5 separate regions of the Homo sapiens genome follow, and regions 1, 2, 4 and 5 are each linked to region 3. A link is a contact called in ENCODE Hi-C or POLR2A ChIA-PET data. All regions are on one chromosome and are shown on one strand. The core of a region is the stretch at or near the end of the contact, and the rest is flanking DNA. Distances in the headings are between cores, read along the strand shown.

The links. Hi-C counts contacts between places; a loop is a spot of excess contacts on that map. ChIA-PET counts read pairs that join two places held with the same protein, here RNA polymerase II (POLR2A). Pooled maps may share reads with other maps.
Region 1: a loop to region 3 is called in a pooled map, with 14 times the contacts of the local background. The contact joins the promoter of MAGED1 here to the promoter of CLCN5 in region 3. A Hi-C loop is called at or near these places in 9 of 50 pooled maps.
Region 2: a pooled map shows a loop between it and region 3 (18-fold over the local background). The contact joins the promoter of GSPT2 here to the promoter of CLCN5 in region 3. A Hi-C loop is called at or near these places in 5 of 50 pooled maps.
Region 4: a loop to region 3 is called in a pooled map, with 24 times the contacts of the local background. The contact joins the enhancer-like site here to the promoter of CLCN5 in region 3. A Hi-C loop is called at or near these places in 2 of 168 maps with a recorded cell type or tissue (IMR-90 and endothelial cell of umbilical vein), 2 of 37 single-sample maps with no recorded cell type and 11 of 50 pooled maps. POLR2A ChIA-PET finds 5 or more read pairs at or near these places in 1 of 52 experiments (endothelial cell of umbilical vein).
Region 5: a loop to region 3 is called in a map of ascending aorta, with 7 times the contacts of the local background. The contact joins the promoter of HDAC6 here to the promoter of CLCN5 in region 3. A Hi-C loop is called at or near these places in 2 of 168 maps with a recorded cell type or tissue (ascending aorta and naive thymus-derived CD4-positive, alpha-beta T cell) and 11 of 50 pooled maps.

What each region holds. Positions count from the first base shown.
Region 1 is chrX:51,892,173-51,894,872 of GRCh38, reverse strand. MAGED1 (MAGE family member D1) reads right to left here and starts at 1,250. Exons shown (of 13, transcript NM_006986.4): 1 at 1,118-1,250; 2 at 524-604. The coding sequence starts at 568. RefSeq lists enhancers at 474-523, 744-793, 1,106-1,195, 1,836-1,955.
Region 2 is chrX:51,742,112-51,744,811 of GRCh38, reverse strand. It overlaps GSPT2 (G1 to S phase transition 2), which reads right to left and starts at 1,370. Exons shown (of 1, transcript NM_018094.5): 1 at 1-1,370. The coding sequence starts at 1,185.
Region 3 is chrX:49,921,147-49,923,846 of GRCh38, reverse strand. CLCN5 (chloride voltage-gated channel 5) reads right to left here and starts at 1,251. Exons shown (of 15, transcript NM_001127898.4): 1 at 1,055-1,251; 2 at 365-440. RefSeq lists a silencer at 940-989.
Region 4 is chrX:48,630,469-48,633,168 of GRCh38, reverse strand. The region is part of intron 1 of LOC107985695 (a long non-coding RNA gene); the gene reads right to left. Among named protein-coding and RNA genes, the nearest start is that of WDR13, 34 kb to the right of the region's middle. RefSeq lists an enhancer at 1,272-1,341. Within about 2 kb of position 1,313, at least 2 of the 41 ENCODE cell types and tissues checked have a DNase peak (open chromatin) inside an H3K27ac peak, as active enhancers do.
Region 5 is chrX:48,800,654-48,803,353 of GRCh38, reverse strand. It overlaps HDAC6 (histone deacetylase 6), which reads right to left and starts at 1,287. Exons shown (of 29, transcript NM_006044.4): 1 at 1,212-1,287; 2 at 569-691; 3 at 355-483; 4 at 138-226. The coding sequence starts at 661. RefSeq lists enhancers at 636-715, 1,346-1,859, 1,706-1,975, 2,097-2,700 and cis regulatory regions at 2,687-2,700, 2,436-2,700.

The sequences.
Region 1 (2,700 bases), core at 1-2,500, 2.0 Mb before region 3:
TACTAAACATGTGGCAGGGGTGAAGTAGGGCAAGGGCAAAATGAGGGGTGGGGCGGTATGCGGAAAGTGGGCACGAACAGGAGCCGGGGACGCTCCAAGAGGCGTGCAGTAGCAGCTCAGGACGGCAGGCGGATCGCGGAGTTGAGAATAAGGGGGGTCGCACAGAGTGGGGAATGCAGAAAGAGGGAGGGTGGAGGCAGGAGGCTGGGGGAGGGGGTGACAGACTGCTCTACAAGCGTCAGGATTCTGGAAAAAAAAAAAAATGGTTCCTTACCCACCCCGCATTCTCTGGGCAGATTGCCCTGACTACTAACAGGGTCTCCCCTCTCTCTGAGCAGGGACTGATGGCTGAAAAGAGACGCCCCTCCCCCCCTTCGATAAACGATGGGAATTCGAAAAGCCCACGGAGTCTAGTCACTAAATAGGGTCAAACCGGATCCCGGCGTTTGGGAGACCAAAGAGGCCCGCGGGGAGGGGTGACTGTCGGCTGGGGAAATGGTGGGGTGGGGAGTGGAGATCTCACCTGGAAGCCGAGGAGGCCCGCACCACAGTCCATTTTCTGAGCCATGGCTCCTGTCCCTCTGGCAAGAGCGGAGCCTGGGGGCTGTGGGAGAGGGGCAGGGCGTTATACTACAGAGGGCAAATACGAAGGACCTAATTGGGAGGGGGGTGACTGTGGTCTGACTGTGCGGGCGGATAAGGTGAATGTGAGGAGGAACGGATCGGAGCGGTAAAAGTGAATGGGCGTCCAGATGGAGGTTCTGAACCCCGAGAAGCTACTGACAGGGCGAAGCTTCAAATGGGGATCGGGAAGCAGATGAGTTCTGAATTCGGAGCGGGGGTGCGGTTGGGTTGGGATTCGCATTTGGGAAGTTGCATGGAGGTTTTGAGTCAGGAGGAATCATCTAACAGTACAGATCGAGGTCAAGGAATCTGAGGATTTCGAACGATGGGAGGGATCGGACAGGGGTTTTGAATCAGGAAGGATCGGGAGGGGCATTGAATTGGGGTTTGGGGGGTGGAAGGGGATTCAGAATCCAGGGTGAAGGGATCGGGATAAAAAAAAATGGGGGCCCGCACCAGGGGGCAGATGCCCAGTCTGGGGGCTAATTCTCACCTTGCCTCAGGCCCCAACCCCAACCCCCTCGCTGCCTCCCTTCTTCACGACTCAGAGGATCGGGATTGCTGGGCTCGGCTCTCAGCAGCCGCACTCTCTCCTTGTCCAGGAGAAAATGCCAGCGCGGCAGCTTGGGCGACCCCGCCTCTTCGCCTAATATACCACCCACCGCCTCAGGACGTTACGCGCATGCGCAAACACTGAAGAGCCAAAGTCAGTCCCGCCTGCTTTCCCAACAAAAGCTTCGTCCTGGAGACCATGATGCGCATGTGCGCTGGAAGGCGGTCCCGCCCCCTTTGCCAACACACCACCCCACCACCAACCAGGTCGACACTATACAACAGCACCTCCCCTTCCTCTACGCCCCCTCCCCCACAGATGCGCTGTGCCTCTTGGTCCCACCCCTTGCCCCACACACCGGCCCCCTACCTTTTCCGCAATGCGTCTCTATTCCGTCCCTCCCCTATTCAAGGCCCCTCCTGTCAGGCCGGCTTGCATCTCCACCCCCTTGTCCAGCATGCTTAGGTCTCTGTTTGGGGTCTCTAATTGCAACAAGTGTTAGACCTCTGCTGAGGAAACGGAATGGCCTGAGAGGATACACTATTGGAGCTAACAAAGTAGTAGTAGTAAGTCTGTGGCTGCCACGTGACTCCATGATTTCTCCCTCACCCCCTGCCCGCCCCCACAAGCTCCCAGACGCAGAAAGAACGTTAGTTTCTTCCCTTTCTTTCTGCAGCTCCGGTGATGGACTCATTTTGTGTGTGTTGGGGGAGGAAAGGAGGGAAGGGCACAGCTTGTACATCACAGCAGGATTTGTGCTGGGGCTTGTCTTCCTGTCACAGCAGCCCTGGGAAGTGGATGTCAGCACCCCTATTTTGCAGATCAGGAAGCTGAGGCACAGATACATTGCATGAACTAGACAAGGCCACAGAGCCAGGAAACAAAATGCAAAATTTGGGTCTGGGTCTTCCTGACTCCAAAGCCCACATTCTGCTCATGCTGGCCTGGGGACTAAGGGTACCCCTCCCTCCTCCATTTGAGCAACAGACCACGGCACCCCATTTGTACCAAACAAGCAAAGTTTGTGTTCTAGGAGGCCCAAGCTCATGCTCTGCATTCAGGAGGACACAAGCAGAGGCCCCCACCCTCCCCCTGCCCTGTGTGGGTCCATCCAGGCGTGGGAATTGCTCCTTGGGGTCCACTCTGTGCTCAGAACATCAGGCCTCTTCCTTATCAGGGATACAATCACACTGTCCCTGAGGCCTTCCTGGTGCCCACTGGAGCAGCCAGGACAATCAGACCTGTGTGTCTGAGCCATGGCAAGCCCTGGTTCCTTTCAGGGCTGGGGCCTGGGGCAGCTGTGGTTTTATGGAGAGAAACTGGGCTGGGCTTCAGAATTCCAGGAATGGAGTGCCCAGCCTGTCTGTCTCGAGCTGTGTGAGCCCGCACGGGTCACTCAATTCTCTGGGCCTGGTTTCTCAATGTGCAAAGTGGAATGCACAGCAAGTGGGTCCTACCCAAGGACACACACGCTGCTATGCTTCCAGGATAACTGGAGAAACTCAAAAAGGCAGAAAATTAAA
Region 2 (2,700 bases), core at 121-2,620, 1.8 Mb before region 3:
TCCGGTCAGTCCTGAGCAGGGCATAAAGTGAATGTCCTTTTTTGGACTGAAGCCTACTTTTTTCAAAAAGGGCACCAGTTTTTCTTTACATTCTTCATATCTCTCGATGCTCCAATTTACTGTGGGATCATCCATCTTATTAATAAGCACTATTAAATGTTTTACCCCTGCCGTTTTTGCCAACATCGCATGTTCTCTTGTCTGTCCACCTTTTTCAAATCCAGTTTCAAACTCTCCTTTCCTGGCAGAGATGACCAGCACAGCCAAATCAGCTTGAGAAGCACCACCAATCATATTTGGGACAAAACTCTTGTGGCCAGGGGCATCTAAAATTGTGAAATGTTTCCTTTCTGTTTCAAAATAGGCACGACCCACTTCGACTGTTTTACCCTTGTCTCGTTCCTCCTGATTTGTATCTAAGGCCCAGGACAAATACCAGGTTTCTCTGTTTTTTTCCTTAGCTTCTCTTTCATATTTCTCCAGTGTTCTTTTGTCAACCATTCCAGTCAAAAACATTATCTGTCCTCCGATGGTTGACTTGCCAGCGTCTACATGGCCAATGAATACTACATTTACGTGTTCTTTCTTAGGTGCACCTGAGGGTACGATCACAGATTTGGATTTTCTTATTTCCTCTTTTTCCTCCATCATTTCCTGGCCACTTTCTTCTGGGGGCCCTGAATCTCCCGAGGAACCACCCCCAGGCTCGGCTTCACTTACTTCTTTACTGTGCTCCCATGATTCTTCTAGGGCCATTTCCACCTCTCCATTTTCTACAACAGGTTCTGAAAGTTCCATGGTAACGGCTGAATTGGAACCTTCAAGCGACACTAACGGTTCCTCTCGGGAAGGTTCCACAGGTGCCCCCCGTCCCATCCTTTTACCTTGAGGGTATCCCGCGCCGGTGCAGGTTTCATCGTTGCTGCCGGAGCCGGCCGGGAGGGTGGGCGGCTGAGTCGGGCCCCGCAGGAAGGACGGCACGAACTCCGCGGCGTGTACGTTAGGCACGAAGGGCTTGGCGTTGACGTTGAGCTTACGGCTGAAAGCCGAGCTGAGGGGCTCGCGCTGGGCCTCGGCCACCGCAGAGGAGACTCCATCCCCGCTCGGGGCCGACCCCGGGGATTCCATGTCCACCTGGTCCCAGCAATCGGGCGCCGAGTCGCTGCTGCTGCTGCCCGAATCCATGGTCTCGGAACTTGCTGTGTGGCAGTGAGGGAGCGGGCTCAACAGGCCAGAAGAGCGGGCTCCGCCGGCGGGGTTAAGGCAGCAAGAGCGAAGGGCCAAGGGGTAGCGACACGAACCTTAGCTGCACCGCGGAGGCAGCTAAGCGCCGATGCTGCATTCGCAACTGCGGCGGCAGCAGCAGATATGGCGGCTCAACACTCTCCTCTTGTGTGTGAGCGGATCTCCTCCCCCAAACCCCAACCACTTCCGACTCCTCCACCCCCGACCCAACGCCGGGCGTGGATTGACCCCTCGCTGCTATCCGTACGCTTGGCTTCCTTACTTCTTCTTAGCCACGGGCTAAGTCCAAAAGTATTATTTTTTAAAACGAAAATTTCCATTCACTTTTTTGTTCACACAGTCTGGCAGAGCAATTTGACCACAATCTGATGATTAAACCTAGACAGGAACACATGGTATACAATTCTACCAAAAGATTCAAGTAAAAGTGATCATTTCTATTGAACAAATGGGAGGCAAGATAAGGGTTAACTATACAGAAATTCAGAAACCCAGCAACTGAAGGGAGAGGCAAGGAATGGGTAGGGAGGGACTCATGAAATATATGAGTCTGTAGCCGAACTTAGGAAATGCAACTTAAGATCACTCATTAATTTGAAATCCACAGGCCTTTTGATTTTCCCTTTCCAGTGGGCCCCCATAAGCCTGTAACTTCTGCTGATGGCTTCTATAGTTTAAGGATAGGGTTACAACTTCTTTTCATGTTAAGCACCCTGGCTGTCTGAGGGGAGAGAATTTCCAAGGAGATCCTTGTTCCAGTGAAGCTTCCAGTCACTTCATATGCAGATGCCTGCACAATGGCTGGCCTGCCATTCAATGGTGGATCACGTAGACAAGCACAGGACTCAGATCACTCTTGTTTTACCAACCAACTGAATTCTGGGTTTATCTGCACTACTCCCCAGCACCTCCCTAGTACATCCTGCATCCACAGGCCTCGGGTTTTCCTGCTTCATTCCGGGGGGCCTGGAATCCTACTCACTGCACTGGCTTTGCTCTAAGAAACAATCAGTGTCATGTTGAACCCCTCTACAGTTTATGGTAATGAGACAGGGCTGTAGGTGTCAGCCTAATTAAACCAATTAAGACTTCTGAGATGAACAAAGACCTTAAGACCCTAATCAAAAGAATCTCACTCTCAGAAAGTGTTAACAGTTGAGTCAAAGCCTCAGCGACCTTGTTTGTAAATTAATTTAGTGCAAACTGACATAGAAAATACAAACTTATTCTCTGAATCTGTTTTTAGTCTTCATGTACTCAAATCTGTCACCTTTTGCTTTTATGAATTCAGGTTTTGTGACATACCTAGAAAGACTATTCAGTCCAAACAATCTGCTTAGTACAAGATGGTGTCACATAGATGGATTTATTTTTTTATTTTGAGACAAAGTTTCACTTTTGTTGCCCAGGCTGGAGTGCAGTGGCATGATCTCAGCTCACTGCAACTTCTGCCTC
Region 3 (2,700 bases), core at 2-2,501:
TGACAAAAGGGTTAATGTGTACACCAGTCCCAAAACACCAACAGAGAAAAGACAGTGCTTTGGACAAGGAAAAGTTCGCGAAGTCCAAGAAAACTAGGAACTCACAAACTCCTAGGGTGAATTCAGCAGGAAAAAGCGCTCCGATGACTTCTCTGAGACCTGGGACAGTCTGTTTTGATTTGCCTTTTTTCTTCTCCTATTTCGCGTGCAGTTAAGAAGTAATGATCATCGTCCCGTGGGACTAGGCGAAATTTAACATCCCTGAAGTTAAACCCGAGCAGTTGCTAATAAATGTATGAAGTTTATGTAAAGTTGATTCGTGCTGGTTTTTTATGCTCCAAACTTCTAGATTTCCCTCACTTACTCGGGGCAGCTTCCACTGACGTTATCGCACGGGCACAGGTACAACTTCACTGGGAACTCCAGGCAACTGATTTGCTCTGAAATGTTAATCAAAGGAAACGTGCGTCAATGTAAAGGCAAAGCTTTTCCCGTGTGGATCAAGGCGCTCAAGAGCAAGGCTCGAAAGTCTGGAGAGAACCAGCTACGCGCGTTAAGTGGCAAAAGGAAAACAGCGCAGCAACTACTTTTCCGAGAGTTTCTCCACTTTGCTAAGACCCATACAAAACCAGCGGCAAGTCCAGAGCCGGAGGGAGAAGAGCCGGGCCTCGGCTGAGCTTTGCCAGCCTAAGTCACCCTACCCCAGTCCGGGAAAGGGGACGCAGGCGGCTAAACACTCCGATTCAAAAGCGGGGCGGGCTTGGCGCCGCTCCGCAAGGAAACTTCGCTCGGGCAACCCAGGGACCATAACTCGGAGAACAGGGCTGGGCTCCCGGGAAGACGCCGCTCAGCACTGGCTGGAACTAGCCTGTCTACCTCCTCTAAGCGCCGGGCTGCCAACGCCGGGCGCGGGGAAGCCCCATCTCCGGGGGTCCAAGCCAGCGGGATTGCGCTTCCCCTGTGTCGCTGCGCTTAGGGGGTGCTCCGGGGGTGGGCCGGGGGCCAGCGGCCCGCCAAGGACCTGTTGGGGAAGGGACAGCCCGTTTGCCTTTACCTGTCGCCGAGGTCCGGAGCGGCGGAGCCCGTGTCCGCCGCCGGTGGGCAGCGCGCTCGGTCGGCTCTGGCGTCCAGGACACCAAGTTGAGTGAGCGCCCCACGTAGCCGGCAGAGCTTCATTCACACAGCCCAGCCGGGGAGGAGGGGGAGCGAAGCGGGCGCGCGGCTCATGTGACAGGGCGCCTCGCGAGTATCGGCTCAGCCCAGCCAGCGTCTGCGCGTGCGCGCCACGCCGAGCTCACACCCGGCACCTCTACCCAGCCGAGATGAGGGGAGGCCCGCCGGGGAGGAGCTGCCAGGAGGAGTTTCAACTTGCGCAGCCGCAGTACGTCGGCCCCGCTCGCTGCCATATTTAATGAGGACTGGGCGGGCGGGTCCTATCCCAGTGCTGGGCGTGTCAGTTGCCTTTGAAAACGCAATGCCCCATTGTGTTTCACTATTTCCAGCTTGCAGTGCCTTTTTTTGCTGGGGAGAAGGTTTGTCCTTAGAATGAAACTGTCTATCCTGAGCTTTCGGCCCACAGAGTAATTAGTAGTAGAAATCTAATACTAATAACATTAGATCACATAATTTGAGCTGCTTCTTATGTGCCAGGCACTCTCCTAACCCCTTTACTTTTTTCGTCTCATTTGGTGTTCACAATAACCCCGAGGGTTATTTCTCCATTTTTACTCATAAAAATACACAGGCACAGAAAGGTTAAGTAACTTGTCTAAACTCATATAATAGTAGGAATAGGAATAGTGATCAAACGTAGTGATACTTTTAACAGCCAACTTGATGTTTCCAGCAACGCTGCAAAAACTATACTGCAGTTGTTAGTACTGTATTATCTCCATATTAATCATTACAAAACAGAGGCTCAGAAAAGCTGAAGTCACAGGACTAGTACGTGGTAGAACTGGGAATCCAACCTAGGTCTAACTTACTCCAAAGCCCTTACCCTAGGTTTGAAAGAAACAGCACACCGTTTTGCAGAAGAGAAAACTTAGGCCAAATGGGGTGCACTGACTCACTTAAGATGATCCAGCTAATTAGTTCTTGGCAGACCTGAGACTGGAATCCATATAATCCAAGTAATCTAACTAGAACCAGGGTACTCTACTGCAGTGAACAATTTGGAATGCCTACTTTGGACAAGCTAAGTGGTCAGGGATTTAAAAACCCCTATCCTAGCCCAATCAGCATAAGGCTACCGGGGACAAATTTGTAATCCGACATAGTCAGGCTTTGACCCATTGCAATATGAGAGACTGCACACGGTAGGCATTTCATCAAACAGAAAAACATGGAGTCATTATAGGATTGGAGAGAAGAGTGGAGTTTAGGTGAATTTTAAACAAAGCAGTGTTTTTGGTAAGCTCAAAGCAAAGCAGTACTGTCATTTGGGGTCACCATCAGGTCTGAACTGCAAAGTGAACCCAGAGTTGTGTTTCCTTGGGAACCACAAAATAAAGATAGATGTGGAATGTTGTGTCCAGATACCCCTTATCTGAAGCTCTGCACCTGGGTTGGAAATTGAGGCTGCTTCTCTGTGTCAAAGAAACTTATGTCCTCCAGATGCATGTGGGATGTTTCATTCTTACTGATACGATTTCAAGCAGAAAAGTTTCTGATAATCTACGATTTTAGAGAACAAAGTCT
Region 4 (2,700 bases), core at 64-2,563, 1.3 Mb after region 3:
CAGAGTGAGACTGTCTCAAAAGTAAATAAATAAATAAATATAAATAAAATTGTAAAATATGCATTCACAAGTTAGTGTTACTGGAAAACTGCATGTTATGTAACAGTATGTACAGAAGTGAAAAAGTACAACCAAAATGATATATCACCAAAATTAAAAACACAAAAATTTAAGATAAAAACAAAATGACACGTACAAGTAAACCGTTTTTTTTAATTTATGTAAATATAAACACGGACATTTAGAAATATACACATTGAAAGGACAGAGATGAGAAATTATTCCTTGGGTGTTGGGTGTCTGTTTGCCATTTATTTCTATAATGTAGTTCCCTCTTTTCTGAAAAACTTGCAACCAACGTGGATGACTTTTCCAAAGAGAAGAGGGACCCAGCATGGTGGCTCATGCCTGTAATCCCAGCACTTGGGAGGTCGAGGCAGGTGGATCATCTGAGGTCAGGAGTTCGAGACCAACCTGGCCAACATGGCAAAACCCCTATCTCTATTAAAAATACAAAATTAGGTGAGTGTGGTAGCAGGCACTTGTAATCCCAGCTACTTAGCAGGCTGAGGCAGGAGAATTGCTTGAATCCCGGAGGCGGAGGTTGCAATGGGCCAGGATCGCGCCACTGCACTCCAGCCTGGGTGAGAGAGTGAGACTCCGTCTCAAAAAACAAACAAACAAAAAAACACAGAAGAGAAAACACTCTCTGAAATGGAAGTAAAGGGACTAGAAAACAATGGGAAGCTATTTAGTAGTAGGGGAAAGGGCTATTTTCCAATGGCGAGTGACAAAACCACAAGGCAAAACTGTCCCTCCCCCTCCAACTGGAGTCCATACAGGGACGCATGCACACGGGCACACGTGTGTCCCTCTGTGAGCGTTGTATGGTGCACACTGATAGACTGATGGGGACCCTCTGACCATTCCTGTGAGGACTTGAGCCAAAAAGCTACTTCTCTCTTGGCACACCTGGCCTAGCCCAGTGTGCTTTTGAAACTCTAGGAACCATTGGAGTCCACTGGAGGGCTTCTGAAAACACCAACTGCTGGGCCCCAGGCCCACAGCTTCTGATTCAGTGGGTCATGGGTGGGGCCTGGGAGTATGCATTTTTAATAGATTCCCAGCGAGGCAGCTGCTGCCTGCCAGGGAACCCCACTTTGGGAACCACTGGACTAGTGTCTGGGTCAGCGAATAGAGGAGGCCACCCGGAGGCCAGAAGGTGCCTGAGGCCCTGGGCTTCATGGCTGGTGGCTGGAGATGCCCTCCTCCAGGCCTGGAGCTTCCTCAACCTGACAACTTGCCAATAAGGGAAATGGGCGCGATCTAACGTGCCGCGAACTAGTGCAGACTCACAGCCTAGGTCGAGTAGGAATGGAATTCTAGAAATGATATATGCCAAGAGTTTGCAGTGTAGACCTCAGAATCATCTCAGATTCAAAGAGGAAACCAAACGACTGCAGCAGCAGCAGCAGCAGCAGCAGCAGCAGCAGCAGGGAACAGGTTGGCTACAGAGCCAGTGGTCACACCCGGCTTTCTGCAGCCTTTCTGGCTCCGCAGCATTTTTTTCAGAGCTTAAGGGCGGGAGGAGATGCTGTATATTTAGGGGTGGAGTGAGGAATAGCGGAGCATTCCGGCATTTCTGGAGTAACACTGCCCCCAAGAGCAATCTGTGATAAAGCCTCAAGCTATGTGGACAAACAACATGAAAGGCGAGGTAATGAAAAAAAGATCCAGAAAGATCCAGCAGCCAACTTGACGATCCTCGCTGATTGAAGATTAAAGCACTATGAGCGCAGCTAGGTTCAAATAGCGGTTCTGCCACTTACTCACTTTGTGACCCTGGGCAAATTAGTCAACTTCCCTGTGCCTCAGTTTCCCCTACTTGTACTTCATGGGGGATTAATGAACTAATATATGGAAAGTATTCAAAGCATTTCTGCTGACTACAGAAACTCTTTACAATTCTCCCAGAAATAATCCAGGTCATCATGCATTTGCCCACATTCCATCTTTGTCAGGAATTGTAGGCCAAAATGTTCTTTTTTTATTTTAATTTAATTTTAATTTTTTTTTGAGATGGAGTCTCCCTCTGTCTCCCAGGCTGGAGTGCAGTGGCGTGATCCGGGCTCACTGCAACCTCCACCTCCCAGGTTCAAGGAATTTTCCTGCCTTAGCCTCCCGAGTAGCTGGGATTACAGACGCCCGCCAACATGCCTGGCTAGTTTTTATGTTTTTTTAGTAGAGACGGGGTTTTGCCGTGTTGCCCAGGCTGGTCTCCAACTTCTGACTTCAGGTGATCCGCCTGCCTCGGCCTCCCAAAGTACTGGGATTGTAGATGTGAGCCACTGCAACCGGCCCAAAATGTACTCTTTTTTTTTTTTTTTTTTTTTTGAGGCAGTCTCACTCTGTCGCCCAGGCTGGAGTGCAGTGGTGCGATCTCGGCTCACTGCAAGCTCCGCCTCCTGGGTTCACGCCATTCTCCTGCCTCAGCCTCCCGAGTAGCTGGGACTACAGGTGCCCGCCACCACGCCCGGCTAATTTTTTGTATTTTTAGTAGAGATGGGGGTTTCACCGTGTTAGCCAGGATGGTCTCGATCTCCTGACCTCGTGATCCGCCCGCCTCCGCCTCCCAGAGTGCTGAGATTACAGGCGTGAGCCACCGCGCCCGGCCAATGTACTCGTTTTTTAAAGACAATG
Region 5 (2,700 bases), core at 38-2,537, 1.1 Mb after region 3:
TCAAGTGTGAGCCCTACCTCCCCAAATCATCTGCTTCCAGTATCCAGGCTGGGGTAAGAAAAGATTTATTCTTGCTAATGGGCTCTAAGTGTGTGTATTTTTGTGGTTTGGAGACAGCCTGGAGGACCCAGCCTCACCTGTCATCCCAGAGGCAATGGAATTCATTTAACTGCTCATCCAACACCAAGCCAGTGCCAGCCAGTGCTTCAGCCTCAAGGTTCAGATCCTGCAGAGGAAAAAAAAAAGGAGACACAGATCCATTTTAGGCCCTGAGTCAGAGGGAACTGTCCAGGGTGGGGAACCTTTGGGTTTTGATTGTCATACGAGGCTAAACTGCAGCCAGGCCCTGCTCACCATCCCTTGCAGTCCCACGATTAGGTCTTCTTCCATTGCTTGGCCGAGCTTCTTCATTTTGCCTTTCTTCTTTACCTCCGCTAGATTGGGGATAGAGCGGGGAACGGCTCCCTTTTTAATATTTCGCTTCTGTGAATCAGAGAGAAGGGTCAGAGTCCAGGGCATGACCAACTTGCTCCCTCTCCCCCTCATCAGGGCGGGTCTAGGGCCTCACCGAAGTGACACTGGAGTCCTGAGGGGGCGACTGGGGGTTCTGCCTACTTCTTCGCTGCCTGGTTGTGGTGGAATCCTGGCCGGTTGAGGTCATAGTTGAGGAGGCTTGGCCCCTGCCGCGGTTCTGGGGGTGGGGGGAGGAGCGTGGGTATGTGAGGGGGCTAGTGTGCCCTGAGGACCCCACCTCTCTGCCCTTTTCCAGGCTCCGCCCCCTCTATTAGATTCCATTCCTTACGCGATCTGATTCTCCACAGCCTTCCAAACTCCGCCTCTCTCAGGCCTTCTCCCTCCACTCAGGTGGCCATTCTACCCGGCCCCGCCCGGCCCGCTAGACTCCACCCCTTTTACACGATTCTCTTTCCCTGGTCTTGCCCTTTCACGGAGCAATGAGCCCCCGGGCTCACACAGTCCGTCTTAGGGCCTGCCCTTTCCAACCAATCACCGCCCCTTCTACTCTCCTAAGCCCCATTCCCAGACCCTCTAAGCCCAGCCCAGACCCCATTCCTTCACGAACCTGCCCTTTCGGCCTATCTCCCGGGATAATCACCCACCCTTTCACTCAGCCGGCCCCGGCCCCGACCCCGGTTTCGACTCCACCCTTAACGATTCACTTAACTCCACCCCTTATCGGGCCGGACCGGTACCTTCCACTCCGCCAGATCCCGCCCCTAGCGTTTCAACCAGCCCCGCTCCTCAGGGGACTGCCCCGTTCCTTCAACCAGCTCCACCCCCTGCCCAGACCCGACCGCTAACGTTTCGCTAACCCTCTTCAGCCAGTCCCTAGCCGCCTTCGGTCGGCCTCCGCCCCCTTCCCGCCTCCGCCGTCGACGCGCTGTACTCACCGCTCCACTCATTGGACGCAGCCCCTTTCTCAAACTCCGCCCTTGGCTCGCTCCACCAAGTTTCTGGCGACCTGTGGGGACGCGAGCGCTCAGGCTTTTCTTTTCCATTGGGCCTCGTCTCTCGACTGCCCGCCCAGATCCCGCCTCCAGAGGGGACCGTGCCTCAAGGCCGCGCCCCTCGCGCGAGCCACACCTCTCGCGAGCTCACAAGCGGCGGGGCGGTGCGTCGGCGTGCTACGCCAGCTGGGCTGAGCCACACCGCGAGCTCACAGGCGACGGGGCGGTGCGTCGGCGTGCTACGCCAGCTGTGCTGCGCCTACGTAAAAGGCAGGCGCCGGCGGTTCCCGACAGGGCTGCGGTGCAAGCTTTTTCTTGCCTCGGCTATCGTCGCTGTCGTCCCGGATGCCATAGCCGCCGCCCCTCCGTCCCTGTCCAGTCACTTAGGAGCCCTTCGGGTCGGCGGTGTCTGGAGAGCAAGCAAGGAAGCGAGGGAATTAGGAAGGGGCATCTTACCTTTTCCCCGCGACTTCCCGCGCGACGCGCCGTGATGACGTAGCGCGGGCGGGCTGGTTGTGGCTGGGCCGAGAGCGAGGTTGCCACTGGACGTTGGTGGTGGCGGCCAAAATAGGCGTGGTGACGATGCTAAATGTGAGGATTTTCCGAGTTAATATTCACTATGGTGGTACACAGGAAACACTGGCCGAATATTAGCTATTAATATTCTGCCGCAATATTCTGAGTGGAAGGAGTCTTAGTGGGGGCAGGGAATGGTAATGATAGCAAGTATTATGTGACAGGCATCGTTGTAAACCACAATTCTATGAGGTAGTTCCCATTATTAAGGCTGCTTTGCAGATAAGGAAACTGAGGTTACGGGACTTAACCATGTGACTTTGGGCAAGTTGCTGAACAGTTCTGTGCTCCGTTTCCTCATCTGGAAAGTTGTGATAATAATAGTGCCCAGGGCCAGAATGGCCTTGAGGATGGGAGTTCTCATGGGCAGCAGCTCTCCCTATCTGCCCCCTCCAACGGGTAACCACTGCTCCCAAGCAGTAATAGAAAGTGTGTGTGCGTCTGGGGAGCTGTCCCTAGGCACCCCCTCTCCCCCGCAACTCCCACTCCATGTCTAAATGTCAGCTCTGCAGGAGGCCGGTTTGTCCTCCTAATCTCCCTGTCTCATTCTCCACCATTTCCTACCGGGCTATAAGCTGGGACCGGAGAGATAAGCAGTCCGGGGGTTCTGCATCAGACTGACAGATTGACGGTCTCACCGCCCAGTAGCTTTGCCCTC